2 separate regions of the Homo sapiens genome follow, and region 1 is linked to region 2. Evidence: read pairs that join two places in POLR2A ChIA-PET (ENCODE). Cell type or tissue: A673. All regions are shown on one strand. Links, peaks and the distances in the headings refer to the core of each region. The heading gives the core; the rest is flanking DNA.

What was found. ChIA-PET counts read pairs that join two places held together with the same protein. Peaks named below come from ENCODE experiments on the same cell type or tissue, not always from the same donor. Only the 100,000 strongest peaks of a DNase experiment are listed, where the experiment ranks them.
Region 1: POLR2A ChIA-PET joins it to region 2 with 10 read pairs; 1 of 35 experiments calls an interaction of 5 or more read pairs at or near these places.

What each region holds. Positions count from the first base shown.
Region 1 is chr12:50,626,940-50,634,528 of GRCh38, forward strand. The region is part of intron 2 of DIP2B (disco interacting protein 2 homolog B); the gene reads left to right. It also overlaps the pseudogene RNU6-769P. Among named protein-coding and RNA genes, the nearest start is that of DIP2B, 130 kb to the left of the region's middle. In A673, for the core only: no CTCF peak of the experiment used is centred there; no DNase peak of the experiment used is centred there; H3K27ac peaks cover 581 bases.
Region 2 is chr12:50,047,198-50,054,786 of GRCh38, forward strand. No RefSeq gene overlaps it. Among named protein-coding and RNA genes, the nearest start is that of ASIC1, 6.6 kb to the right of the region's middle. RefSeq lists an enhancer at 3,787-4,715. In A673, for the core only: no CTCF peak of the experiment used is centred there; a DNase peak (open chromatin) is centred at 3,504; H3K4me3 peaks cover 324 bases; H3K27ac peaks cover 1,669 bases.

The sequences.
Region 1 (7,589 bases), core at 1,122-6,121, 580 kb after region 2:
TGCTTGTTTTATTTCCTGTATTGTTCTTGGAAATACCTTCATAGAGAAACTAGTAGGTCAATACACTGACAGCTAATTTAAGATATCTCAATGAATAGGTGTATGTAGAAATGAATTGAGAGAAAAGAGGTGGAAATTGGGCCAGCGACAGCTAGTGAAAAGCCAGCTTTTGCTGAGCAAGGCATGACCTAGGGGTTGAGGAGGTTACCTTGATTTGCTGCTTATTGTGGATCTGGCCCATGCCTCTGAAGGCCCAGAGATTTACTTGAGTCACTTGGTGTAAAAGCAATAGCTCAGCAAGAGGTATAACTGTAAAAAGGACCACAGTTTGTTATCCGTAGTCAGGCTACGCAGAAACCAAATCATGTTCAAAAATCAATTTATTAATTTACTATGAGAAATTTTTTTTTTTTAGACAGATTCTTGCTCTGTCACCCAGGCGGGAGCGCAGTGGTGCGATCATGGTTCACTACAGCCTCAATCTCCCAGGTTTAAATGATCCTCCTGCCTCAGCCTCCTGAGTAGCTGGAACTACAGGTGTGCGCCACCACACCCAGTTAATTATTTTTTGTAGAGTTGGGGTCTCACTTTATTGCCCAGGCTGGTCTTGAACTCCTGAGCTCAAGTAGTACTGCCATCTCAGCCTCCCAGAGTGTGGGGGTTATAGGTGTGAGCCACCACGCCTGGCCTACTATGAGAAATCTGTATGGTCAGCACATTCTTGCCCCATGGGCAAGCCTATAATGGGAACCAAATCATTTGCTTAGTGAGCATGCATTTGATGAATCAGTTGTTTAATTGCAGTAGGCCAAGAGAATGTGGCATATCCCTCCCCCAGTAGGGATGGCCTTGCAGGTGACCTCACAGGGGAAATAGAAGGCATACGATGACAACTCCTTCAACTTCCTGATGCCACACTTCCAACATCTGTCCCCTTCCATGATTACTTCCTTCCTTCTGGTTAAAAAGATTATCTGTTCCTCCTGGCCAAGGACAGTCCTTCTACCTATGCTTTAGATCCCAACCCCTCCTCCTTTTCCCCAAATCTTATACTATCCAATGGCACCAAGGATAGGGCAGTGAGAGCAGTCTACCTGGTTGCAGTCAGTAAGGCACACAGTATCTGTAGAGAACTTAAAAAGCAATGATGGGCCGAGCGTGGAGGCTCACGCTGTAATTCCAGTACTTTGGGAGGCCGAGGCGGGTGGATCACATGAAGTCAGGAGTTCAAGACCAGCCTGGCCAACATGGCGAAACCCCATCTCTACTAAAAATACAAGAATTAGCCGGGCGTGGTGCTGCACACCTGTAATGCCAGCTACTCGGGATGCTGAGACAGGAAAATTGCTTGAACCCAGGAGGCAAAGGTTGCAGTGAAGCAAGATCATGCCACTGTACTCCAGCCTAGGCCACAGAGCAAGACTCCGTCTCAAAAATAAATAAATAAATAAATAAAAATATAAAAAGCAATGATGAAAACGACAAAAAATTGGTCTGCTTTTTACTAAAAAGTATCACTGTGTGCAGCAATTCTAAATGCTGTAATAAAGACCTCTCCTGCTGAGGCAGACAGCTGCATTGCCCCCTTGGTATGCCGTTGCTGTCAGGTCCTCATCTCTATCGTACAGTCATTCTCTCTGTCTCGTACAGTCACTCTCTCAGCCATATTCGTCCCTCAGCAGTTCATCATGCTTATTACTGTCTATTTAAAAAAGAATCCTCCATTTACTTGTCAGCCACTTCCATTTTCACCCTCTTTGTTTCCTGTTTCTAATCAAACTGCTCAGAACTGTCTATACTTAAACACTATTTTCTCAAATGCTCACTTCTCAGCCCGTTTTAGTTCCTTCTGGAGCTATTGCCATCTAATCTCAGTAGTATTCAGCACCCTGTCTCTCAAAACTCTTATTTTGAATCTCTCTTCTTATCTTCTTTTCTTTCATTCTTGTTTTTGTTTTGAGCAGGGTCTGGCTCTGTCGCCCAGGCTGGAGTGCAGTGGTGTGATCTGGGTTAATTGCAACCTCTGCCTCCCAGGCGCAAGTGATCCTCCCGCCTCACCCTCCCAAGTAGCTGGGACTACAGGCATGAGCTCCCACACCCAGCTAATTTTTGTATTTTTTTTTGTAGAGACAGGGTTTTGCCATGTTGTCCAAGCTGGTATTGAACTACTGAGCTTAAGCAATCCACCCGTCTCGGCCTCCCAAAGTGCTGGGATTACAGGCGTCAGCCACCATGTCCTACCTACTCTTCTTATTTTCTTACCCTTCACTTCCTGCTGCTCCTGGTCTTTCTTACAGGCTCATTTTTGTCTGTTAAATGTTAGATTTCTCAAGTTAAGGACCAAGACTTCTTGCCTTCTCACTCCATATCAGTGGTTCTCAAATTGTAGCAAGCCCTCAGAATCACTGGAGGGCTTGTTAATACACAGACTGCAGGGCCCCATTTTCAGGTTCAGAGTTTCTGATTCATCTGGTCCAGGGTGAGGCCTGAGAATAAGCATTTTTGTTAATTTCCCAGGTAATGTTGAGCTTGGTGGTCCAGGGACCACACTTTGAGAACCAATGCTGTATCTCTCTAGATTATTTCAGCCACACCTGTGACTTTAATTATCATTTGAATTTAGGTAACTCCTAAATATGTATCTTCAACCCGATCTCTTCCGAGCCCCCGATCCATAGATCCAACTGCATACTTAACATCTCCACTTATATACCTTAAAGGCATCACCATTTCAACATATCCAAAATTTAAATTTATGACTTCTGCACCCTGCCTCTACCACCATTACTAACCCCTCCCTGCATGCATTCTCCAGAAAACCAACTACAACATCCAACCTGCTCCTGTGCTTCTAGTTTTCTCTTTTGAGTGAATACAACCCACATTCATAAGCCCAGCAAGTTACAGGCTTAAAAGTCATCCTCAACGTCCCTGTCTTCCTTCCCTTCTTTTGTTACCAACCCCTATCAGTTTTCTGTTTCTTCTTGAGCCAGTTTTGGTAAATTTAATTTTTTTTTTTTTTTTTTTAATGAGACAGTCCTTGCTCTGTCGCCAGGCTGGAGTGCAGTGGCGCGATCTCGGCTCACTGCAACCTCCACCTCCCAGGTTCAAGCGATTCTCCTGCCTCAGCCTCCCAAGTAGCTGAGACTACAGGCATGTGCCACCACGCCCAGCTAATTTTTGTATTTTTAGTAGAGACAGGGTTTCACCATGTTGGCCAGGATAGTCTCCATCACTTGACCTTGTGATCCACCTGCCTCGGCCTCCCAAAGTGCTGGGATTACAGGTGTGAGCCACTGCACCCGGCCAAACTCAATTTTTCTAGGAAATTGTTTTGTTTAGTTTTCAAAGTTATTTATAATATTCTCTTTGTTTGTAAACCTTCTGCTTTATGTTGCTTGTCTCCCCTTCCCTCTTGTCTTTCTTCTCTTCTCTCTCTCTCTCTGACAGATCTGTGGATTTGTCAGTTTTCCATGTAATTCTGTCAAGTTTTGCTTTATATGTTTTAAAGCTATGTTATTAGGTACATTCAAATTAAGAATTATAATCTTCCTTGTAAATTGTTTCTTCTTTCATGAGTAACTGTGTTTGTCCCTATGGTGTTTTTTTATCCTAAGGCTTTAAAAAACAAATCTAAACATAGTTATTAGACATCTTAATTCTCTTAAAGGACACAAGGACTTTAGAATGCTTTGATGTTGATCACCACGAATTCTTTCTTTTCTTTTTTTTTTTTTTTTTTTTTTTTTGAGACAGAGTTTCACTCTTGTTGCCCAGGCTGGAGTGCAATGGCGTGATCTCGGCTCACTGCAACCTCCGCCTCCCCAGTTCAAGCGATTATCCTGCCTCAGCCTCCTGCGTAGCTGGGATTACAGGCATGTGCCACCATGCCCGGCTAATTTTGTAGTTTTAGTAGAGACAGGATTTCTCCATGTTCATCAGGCTGGTCTCGAACTCCTGACCTCAGGTGATCCACCCACCTCGGCCTCCCAAAGTGCTGGGATTACAGGTGTGAGCCACCGTGCCTGGCCATCCACCACTTCTTATCTTACATTTTAGTATCACCTTTATTTTAGTATGCCTTCAACTATCAGTTACTGTTTTATGTAGTTAACAATAGTTACTATCCATTTCTTTACTATTCCTTCTTCTGCCTCACTCTTTCTCCGGTCAGTTTCCTCCTCCTCCTTCTTTTCTTTTTTTGAGACAGGGTCTCACTCTGTCGCCCAGGCTGGAGTGCGGTGCTGTGATCTTTGCTCACCGCAACCTCCATGGACCTCCTGGGTTCAAGCGATTTTTTTTTTTTGAGACGGAGTCTCCCTCTGTCGCCAGGCTGGAGTGCAGTGGCCCAGACTTGGCTCACTGCAACCTCTACCTCCTGGGTTCAAGCAATTCTCCTGCCTCAGCCTCCCGAGTAGCTGAGATTACAGGCACCTGCCACCACACTCGGCTAATTTTTGTATTTTTAGTAGGGACAGGGTTTCACCATGTTGGCCAGGATGGTCTCGATCTCTTGACCTCATGATCCACCTGCCTCGGCCTCCCAAAGAGGTGGGATTACAGGCATGAGCCACCGTGCCCGGCCCTGATTCAAGCGATTCTTGTGCCTCAGCTTCCCCAGTAGCTGGGATTACAGGTTTGTGCCACCACACCCAGCTAATTTTCGTATTTTTAGTAGAGACAGAGTTTCACCATATTGCCCAGGTTGGTCTCGAACTCTTGGCCTCAACTGATCTGCCCGCCTCAGCCTCCCAAAGTCCTTGGATTGCAAACATGAGCCACTATGCCTGGCTAAATTTTCTTCTTCTTAAAGCACATTTTTTAGTAGCCAAATACTTTAGCGAGGGTCTGTCAGTGGTAAATTCTTTCATTTTGTGTTTTTCACTTTATTTGACCATTTTGTTCATTAACAATGTCCTTCCCAAAAAGGGGTGGGTTGTAGGGTTGGGTAATTTATGTTATATACATTCCATGTCAAAAGAAGAGATTACCCTTTGGCATATTTACCCCATATATCTTTGTAAATTTTGAAGGAAGCCATTTAATTTGACTTTTTTTTTTTTTTTCCTAAATAGAGAGAAGGTCTCACTATGTTGCCCAAGCTGTTCTCAAACTCCTGAGCTCAAGTGATCCTCCCGCCTCCGCCTTCCAAAAGTGCTAGGATTACAGGTGTGGGCTACCACACCCTGCCTAGTTTGACTTTTTAAATGGCATTGGAATGCAAATTTAAACTTTATTAAACTTTATTAAAGTTTAGTAGAGTTGGACTGGGTTCAGTGGCTCACGCCTGTACTCCCGGCACTTTGGGAGGCCGAGGTGGGCCTGAGGTTGGGAGTTCAAGACCAGCCTGACCAACATGGAGAAACCCCATCTCTACTAAAAATACAAAATTAGCCAGGCATGGTGTCGCATGCCTGTAATCCCAGCTACTTGGGAGGCTGAAGCAGGAGAATAGTTTGAATCTGGGAGATGGAGGTTGCAGTGAGCCGAGATTGTGCCACTGCACTCCAGCCTGGGTGACACAGCAAGACTCTGTCTCAAAAAAAAAAAAAAAAAAGGTAACATTCTCACTACTGTCTTTTTATTTATTTTTTATTATTATTTTTATTATTTTTGAGACAGAGTCTCGCTCTGTCACCCAGGCTGGAGTGCAGTGGCGTGATCTCGGCTCACTGCAACCTCCACCTCCCGGGATCAAGTGATTCTCCTGCCTCAGCCTCCTGAGTAGCCAGGATTACAGGCATGTGCTACCACACCTGGCTAATTTTTGTATTTTCAGTAGAGACAAGGTTTCACCATGTTGGCCAGGCTGGTCTCAAACTCCTGACCTCAAGTAATCCGCCTCCCTTCTCCTCCCGAAGTGCTGAGATTACGCGTGAGCCACTGCACCTGGTCTAATCACTGGTATCTTTTTAAATAAAAAGTTAATACTACAACATTTTATTACTGGGATTATTGTGTGCACATGCTCCTTACCTAAAAATTTAGTGAGTGATTTTTTTTCTTAAAAAAAAAAATAATTAGAGACAGGATCTCGCTATGTTGCTCAGGCTGGTCTCAAACGCCTGGGCTCAAGCGATCCTTCTGCCTCAGCCTCCTAAAGTTCTGGGATTACAGGTGTGAGCCACCTCTCCCTGCCTTGTGAATGATTTTTTTTGTGTGTGGAATTGATCTGTAGTTATCTTGGGTTGCGTATTTGTGTATATTGTATACTTCTTTTCTCAAATGTTACATAAATCTTTAAAACAGGACTTCAGAAAAAATTAACAGTGTAACAGGAAATATGGAAGATAATGCAATTTTGAAGAAAATATTTGAATAGTAAGTAATAGGGTGCTTGCTTTGGCAGTACATATACTAAAACTAGAACAATATAGAGATTAGTATGGCCCCTGTGCAATGATGACATGCAAATTCATGATGCGTTTCATCTTTTTAGAACATTAGACCTGAGTAACATGTCATTGTGTAAGGAAGAATAACATGCAAAAAATAGACCGAAAAAGGAAGTAGTAGAAATTTAGTATGGACAAGTTTGGTTAATATTAAGCATGGCTGGCTGGGCTCAGTGGCTCATGCCTGTAATCCCAGCACTTTGGTTGGCTGAGGCAGGATGATCACTTGAGACCAGCCTGGGCAACATAGTGAGACCTCATCTCTACAAAAAAATCAAAAAATTTGCCAGGTGTGGTGGCGCGCACCTGTGGTCCCAGCTACTCAGGAGGCTGAGGTGGGAGGATTGCTTGAGCCTGGGAGGTTGAGGCTGCAGTGAGCCGTGATTGTGCCACTGCATGCCAGCTTGGTTGACAGAGCGAGACCCTGTCTCCAAAAATAAGAAAAACTAACTTAATTCAGTAGCATCATAGGGATTAGGTTCTAAAGTCACTGTATGGCAAAAATCTGCTTCAAAATTACCCTAAAAAATCACTTAAACCTCCCAGCATTGGAACTGACAGTTGTTTCTTTAGTTAAACAAGAGCCATACCTTATCTGGTATTTAAGGGCCATGCTGTCTTTTAACAAATTAAAATTTATAAGATTAAAGATGAAAAATTCAGGTCCTCAAAACGCTCCGACTTTGAGAGGCATGAGAGAAATGAAGATACGGCAGATTCACACCTCCCATCTCTTGCTCATTCTGAGCTGTCTGCTCTTTGAAAGGAATGGCCCACAGAACATCTTTCAGTAGTTGGAGGCTACTGTGGCCAAGTATAAAGCTTCCCACATGTCTCAATTAGCAGACTTCCAGGGAGAAGTGGCCAGGAAATTGACTCTTTCTTTTGGCGTGGCCGAAAGAATTGAAGTTTCAGACCACACGCATTCTAACTTCTCTGTAAATTAGTCACTCTTGGCCACTCTTGTAGTTGCAGGAAAATGGAAGATTTTGTGTAGAAAGGCAATTTCCCTGTGCTGGTCCTGTGGTCTAATCTTTAAGATACTTTGGATACAAGTAACTGATAATTCCAGCTAGCTTTAATAGAAAAAGAGTTCATTCTAAACTTACAGGGGTTACTGACAAATCTAAGGACAGTATGTATTTACTGAGTGCCTACTGTGTTCCAAATACTGTTTCGACACCAAGGAGACAG
Region 2 (7,589 bases), core at 1,017-6,016:
ACCTTTTTTCTGTGCATTGTAGGAACCTAGGGCCACCCCAACCTTCCTTTTCTGCACCTGGCCAGGCCCCAAGTACATGAACTTAAAATTGCCAGCTTCCCCTCACACTCATCAGTGCGTCCAGTCAGCCACCATCTGCAATTTCCCCTAAGATATCCCTTTGTTTCATCAACCACTAAGACCTACAGCCCAGGTGTGTCCCAGGAGACATTCTAACACACCCAGATGGTTCCCACCTAGTTCAGGCCTTCACCACCTCCCTCCTGGGCCTCTGTAACACACTCCTGGGCCTCTGTAACTGTTCCCTTGCCTCCCACCCTCTCAGCCTAAGGGACATTCCTCCTCTCCTGTTCTTCTCCCATGTCTTTGGCCAATCTTTCTCAGGTCCCTTTGTCTTTCAGCCTCTTATCTGCGTCCGCTTTCTGTTTACCCCTTAAATTTTGATGAAACCCCGAAGGTTTCCTCCTTGACCGCTTGTACTAGTAACATAACAAAAGCCAAAACAACTAGGACTTAATGGTGCTTATAAGGTACAAAGGACTTCACGTGTTTTCATTTGATTCTATGAGGTAAGCTATTATCCCCCATTTAATAGAAGTCAATTTTGCCTTCATGGAGTGTCTGAAAACTGTCATTTCCTTTTTATTTCCATTGCCACTGCCCTAATTCAAGCTCTTAATACCACGTCTTAGACCCTTGCTTCAGCACCCTAGCTGACAATATTGTAGGTCTTAGTGGTTGATGAGAAGGAAGGGATGTAGTTCCAGTTAACCAATTGACCAAGGGCTTTCGACTTAAGTGAACCAGACCAGGCTCCACTGAGAACAGTGGTTACGTGGTGGGCTGTGCTGTAAAGATAAGGTACTCAAAACTAGAATTATTTGGAGAAAAGATTAGGGTCACACGCACACAAAACTAGAACCTATGATTGGTCTGAGCATAAAGAGGACAATTTCTGATGAAATAGGTGAAGAGCTGCATAATGAACTCCCCGAAAAATCTCCTTGGAAGCCCCACCCTGCCAGGATTTGTGTGCCCGGTCCCAAACCATCCCAATCAACTCCTTCTGCAGCCTCAGCCTGTTGGAGAAGGTAAATCTCTACTCCCTAGTTTAAGTCACAAAAAATCCTATCTCTGAAAAGAAAAAAGAATAAAAATAAAGAACATAATATTAGAAATATTAAACAGAGAAATTTAAATTCATAATGGGTGGGTGGATTTTTTTTGCAATAATTGTATTGTATGTTTCGTCTGCTTTTAAAGGTGTTTAAACCTTATAAGCGAAACTGAGGCAGGAGAATTGAGGCCAGGATTTCGGGCAATATAGAAATACCTGTATTGCCTGATTGACCTGTACTGACCGACCTGTATTGGGCAATACAGCAAGACCAACTTGGGGAATACAGCAAGATCTGGTCTCTACAAAACATACAAAAATTAGGCAGGGCGCGGTGGCTCATGCCTGTAATCCCAGCACTTTGGGAGGCCAAGGCGGGCAGATCATGAGGTCAGGAGTTCGAGACCAGCCTGACCAACATGGTGAAGGTCCATCTCTACTAAAAATACAGAAATTAGCCGGGCGTAGTGGCGCACACCTGTAATCCCAGCTACTCAGGAGGCTGAGGCAGGAGAATCGCGTGAACCTGGGAGGTGGAAGTTGCAGTGAGCGGAGATTGCCCCACTGCACTCCAGCCTGGGTGACAGAGCTAGACTCCATCTCAAAAAAACAAAAACAAAAATTAGCCAAGAGTTGTGGCACATGTCTGTAATGCTAGCTACTTGGAAGGCTGAGGAGGGAGGATTGCTTGAGCCCAGGAGTTTGAGGCTGCAGTGAACTATGATTGTGCCACTGCACTCCAGACAGGGCAACAGAGTAAGGTACTGTCTCTGAAAAAAAAAAAAAAGAAAGAAAAGAAAAACAGATTTATGAAGAGTTTGATATTTGATTTCATTTGCAATCAATGTTTAAATATTTGAGGAAACATAACCTGCTAAATTTCTGAGTTTTGATTTATTGGTTGTATAAATAGTATGGGAGTATTTGGGGAATATTACTTGAATAGAGATTAATAAATTGGACATCAAAGTACAAAAAATAACAAACATTTTTTTCCATACCCAAAAGCACCTGAGGTGTTAAAGAATTTATCCTAAGCTTCCTGTCTCTGATTTCTGGGTCTTCAATTGATCCCCATTCTATTGCTTGCATCTCTGTGACTCTATTTCCTCATCTATAAAATGGGATGATACTACCTAAGAAGGTTGTGAGGATTTAATAACTCCTTTTGAAGCACTTACTACAATGCCCAGCACATACTTGCTAAATAAATGTTGGCTGTCTTTATCTTATCCCAGTACTACCTTGATTATGCCACCTCCTGCTCAAAACCATTTAATTGCTCTCCAGTAACCCCAGGGCAAATCCAATTTCCTTTATACTTACGTCCTCACCTCTTCCTACTTCTCAGCCTTGGCCCTCACTATTTATTCCCTGCCACCTCCAGCCAACCAGACAGATTAAATTCCTCCCTATGCTTCACCCTGGTCCCCCATCATCAACATTTCTTTCATACTATCCCTCCACCTGAAATGCCTTGCCTCCCTCCCATGCCATTATGGCCATTGCAAACTCCTATCATCCTTCAAAACCCATCTCAAATATCACTTCTTCCAATATGCTTTCATGGTCATCTCCAACTCTCTCCTGCCTCTGAACTCTTTAATAGTACCTCTTTCTTGGCAAGCATCGCATTCTTTCTTGCATCAGAGCCAAACACCTATGTGTCTGGTCATCCCTGCTGACCCATAAGCTCCTTGAAGGCAGGACCCACTTCTGATTGATCTTGGGAAACACAGGGCTGCCCAGCCCAAGGCCTGGCATGTAATAGGTGCTCAGCTAACAGACGGTGGATTCTACTAGCTCTGGGTAGTTGTGTCATCTAAGCAGAAGCAGCAGGAACCTGCAGGTTTCCCAGGCCACCCTCACTGACCTGTGTAGACTATGAGGGTACAGAAAACCAACGAAGCCAGCAGTCTGTACATGCAGGGTCCACCGAGCAGATGGCAAGAAGACGGCAGAGCCAGATTCTAGGAGCATGTGGAGCTGTGTGTGCTCAGCTCATCAACATTCTCTCAGACATTTAGCCCCTCAGTCAGTCAACATTTTTTTTTTTTTTTTTTTTTGTCTATTCTGTGCCAGGCACTGTGTGAGGTGCAGCGGACACCAGCCTGGTGTCCGTTCCCAAAGAGTATGCCTATGTGCCCGGAGCTCCTGTGTGTGCACATACATGTGCCCACGTGCAAGCCCCACACGGCCTGGAGTTCCAGCTCCCGACAAGCTGAGCCTCCTGTGAGCCGAGGCTGAGAGGGCCGCCTATTACCCTGTTTCCAAACAACTCCCCTTTCTGCGCCAGCGCCGCTGCCTCTCCCGTCTGTTTGCCCCTCGCCGCCTCCTCCCTCTGTTGGGGCTGCCGCTGATGATGAAATTTGGCTTGCAACAACCTCTTCCTCCCCTTCCTGCAGGCCTGGGAGAGGATTAAGCCGCTGGAGTCTGAAATCGGAAAGATCCCAGCTTCTGCTCCCCAGCACCTCCCCTCGCCCCCTCCCCCTCCCCGCCCATGCAAAACTAGAAAATTAATCTCCCCTTCTGCCTGTGATATGGCGGGCTGCATTACAAGCTGGGCGTCGAGATAAAGCGGGGAGCCGCGGGACGGCGGCCCAGCGCCGGGGCCCCGGGTGGGGCCGGCCAGGGAGATAAGGGCCTCCCAGCCCCATGAATTATTCACCGGCACTGCCTCCTCTGGCTGGGCGGCCGCCCTGGGCGCTGAGATTGCGTCTTCCAGAGGGGCCTGGGTAGGGTGGGAGGGGGGTCCGTGGGGAAGGGCAGCAGGCTGTAGAGGGGTCTTCCTATGGGGGATGGGGAGAGGGGAGGACTGTACTTAGCTGGGGGACAGCTCAGAGACACAAGCGCCTTGAAAAGCCAACTGATGCAGGGGAAGAAGGTGTCCCCAGGCCCTGGGAAGCCCAGACCCAGCCAGAACCCCCGCAGGGGTGCTCCTTATTATACAACTCATTAAACGCTATTGAGAGGCTACAATAGCCAGACTCAGGCCAGGTCCCAGCACCCCAGAGCTAGAGAGCCAGTCCCGCCTGAGGGCGCCCTCAATACAATGCACCTACCGAATGCGGGCTGTGTTTGGACCTGGGCGCATTCCTCTCACCAGGCCTGTCTCAGCCACATTTCTCCCCCTCCGTCATCTCCTCTGGTAGTCAAGACAGCCGCTGCTCGCTCTGGGGGAGCACCCCGACTTGAGGGGGTGCAAGAGGAGGAGACAGGACAGATCTGCTCTCAGGCCAGCCAGAGCCCCCAAAACAGAGAAACCAGGGCAGGTGGTGTAGGGGGGAAGTGGGGGTCAGTGCTACCGTAGGGAGATAACCAGGGAAGTTTCCTGCGAGGGGAAATAACCCCAGGCACTATGTGAACCTTTTGTTTCTCTCCTTTCTTGCTTGTTCTCAAAGACCCAGAATTTGAAAGCAGGGAAGGACCTTAACAGTCTCTTCCCTATCTTGAAGTCTCTATCTTTCCATCTCTCCCTACCTTCTCTCTTCTCTTTCCTCTCCATCTGTCTCCACTCCTCCCTCTCACTCCATATTGTGTGTCCATCTGCCCTTTGAAGTTCTGCCTTGGCCCCGATTTCTCCACCTCTCTGTCTCTCTCTTCGAGATGGAGTGTGGCTCTGTCTCCCAGGCTGGAGTGCAGTGGCGCAATCTCGGCTCACTGCAAACCCTGCTTTCCGGGTTCAAGCAGTTCTCCCTGCCTCGGCCTCCTGAGTAGCTGGGATTACAGGCACCTACCACCATGCCCAGCTAATTTTTGTATTTTTAGTAGAGATGGGGTTTTGCCATGTTGGCCAACTCCTGCCCTCAAGTGATCCACCTGCCTCCGCCTCCCAAAGTGCTTTGGATGACAGGTGTGAGCCACCATGCCCAGCCTATTGTCTCTTTAATGATCCCTCCCTTCTGAAGTCTTGACTCCCCCAAATGGCATGTTGACACACAAATTGTAATGTGCCATAGAAGGAAGGTGGCCATCTGCTGTCCCCCAACCCCCTAATTGGGGAGAAAAAAGAAGGGTTCAACATGGTCCTGGATGTGCAGACAAACTGCTGAGACCCAGACAGAGGCAGCAGTATGGGGAGAGAGCCCCCCAGAGATGCACTGGCACAAGAAAGAGAGCCTGAGACACCGAGAGAGCCAGGAATGAGAGGTGCTGGGGAACGGTGAGGACCAGAGATCACTCCTTCAGGATTGCAGAGGCAGACACCTGCCTGACAGGCAACCTGGAACCCATGGACTCCTGTAGCAGATACAGAGCCCCATGTTCATGAACCAGTGGACAGGCACATTTGTTGAGACCCATATTCAAGTTGGAGAGGGAAAGGTGATGAATAGGAGAGGGAGAAGAGATGGGGAGTGAAGAGGGGGCTAGATTAGAAGGAGGAAGTGGGGAGGAGGAAAGGGTGAGTCCTAGAAGGATGGAGAAGACAGAGACTTGAGTGGGAAAAGGGAGAAAAGCTGAGTGGAGGAGGAGAGAAGAGATTAGAGAGAGGAATGAGAGAAAAGAGACAGGATAGCATAAGGTGGGGGAGAAAGGGTGAGGATAGCAGGTAAGTGTGGGAGTGGGGTAAGAGGAGTGTTTGGACTAGTAAAAAGAGAAAGCAGTGGAAAAGATGAGGGTTATGGGTTGGCAGGTGGTGGGGGGACAACGTTGAGTATGGAGGGTGGGGAGGCTGTGTTGCTGGGTCCCATCAGCCTTAGGTCCCCAGCCCCTTCCCAGTGCGTGCTAATTAACTCCTTAATTGTCTCTGCATTTGCTGAGCCGGCAGATGAAGTGGATGCAGACAGATTGGGGCGCGTGTGATTTCATGCACGGGGGAGCGGAGAAGAGCTGCCTGGAAATCCCAGGGGGTCTTGTCCCCCTCTTTACCCTCCCTCTTCACCCATCTCTGAGAGGCTGGAGGGCGCTTCTGCACCTAAAGCAGATGGGGCCATCTGCAAGGGAAGCATCCATGGGGAATTTGCCCCCATCAGCCTTTCAGGGATGATCATAATGCTTGCCACTATTGATGGAACACCCCCTACTGTTTGCTAGACACACATTGTTTCAACAGCATGGGCATTAGCTGGGTTTTATGGTTTCTGGAGAAAAGTGAGACTCAGGCTAGGTTACTTGCCCAGGGCCACACAGCACTGGTGTGACAGAGCTGAGATTTGAACCTAGGTGAGCACAAGGCCAAAGTCCTAAGTGGGCCCTGGCTAGATGCCTCCTGCCAGCAGAAGGAGAAATATCTTCAGGCCTGTTTCCCTCTCAGTCCGTGGTGGGGATAAAGGGTACTGAGGTCTAAGGACTGCAGGGTCCAGAGAAAACGAAGCATGGAGAAGAAGCTGGGAGGATGCTGAAGGAGCCAGTATCCTCTGTCAGGACTTGGACAAGGGGTGGGTGGGCCAGAGAAGCAGAAAGAAGTAATGAGACACTAATCACAGCCCTTGGATCCCTCAAGTGTTATCTTACTAAGGCCCTGCCAACACCAACTTCCTCTTTTCCTCATCCTTGTCCCACAAACCCCTGTCAGAGTGACTGCCCCCCTGCCTCTCTCTGCTGGCAGCCCTGGCTCAGCCTTCTATTTCACTCCTGGCCCTTGCACTAGAGTCACAAGTCAACATGTTTGTCTCTCTTTCCACACTGGGATATTTTGAGGCAAGGACTCTGCCAATCCTCACCATGTCCACAGGGCCAATCTTGGGGCTTGATCCAGGAAAACCCTCGGTGAAGGTTTGCTGCGATGTACAGGGTAGGGATGAGGGGATGTGTGTGTGCAAGGACCCATCACTTCTCAAACGAAGAAGAAACAACAGCATGAGGGATTTAGGTTGTATATAAGAAAGAACTTCCTAAGACTGGGGCCTGTGACACTATGAAACCATAATTCAGACCCATAAGTTCTGAAGAGCAAGGTTGCTCAAGATTGGCTATATGTTAAAGGCCTCAAAAAGTTGGGCGATTGTCCGGGCGCAGTGGCTCATGCCTGTAATCCCAGCACTTTGGGAGGCCAAGGTGGGTGGATCACCTGAGGTCGGGAGTTCAAGCCTACATGGTGAAACCCCCAGCTCTACAAAAGATACAAAAAATTAGCCGGGCGTCGTGGTGTGCGCCTGTAATCCCAGCTACTCGGGAGGCTGAGGCAGAAGAACCTCTTGAACCGGGGAGGCGGAGGTTGCAGTGAGCCGAGATTGTGCCATTGCACTCCAGCCTGGGCGACAGGGTGAGACCCCAACTTAAAAAAAAAAAAAAAAAAAAAGGCCGGGTATGGTGGCTCACGCCTATAATCCCAGCACTTTGGGAGGCTGAGACGGGTGGATCACAAGGTCAGGAGATTGAGACCATCCTGGCTAACACGGTGAAACCCCGTCTCTACTAAAAATACAAAAAACTTTGCCAGGTGTAGTGGCGGGTGCCTGTAGTCCCAGCTACTTGGGAGGCTGAGGCAGGAGAATGGCGTGAACCCAGGAGACTGAGCTTGCAGTGAGCC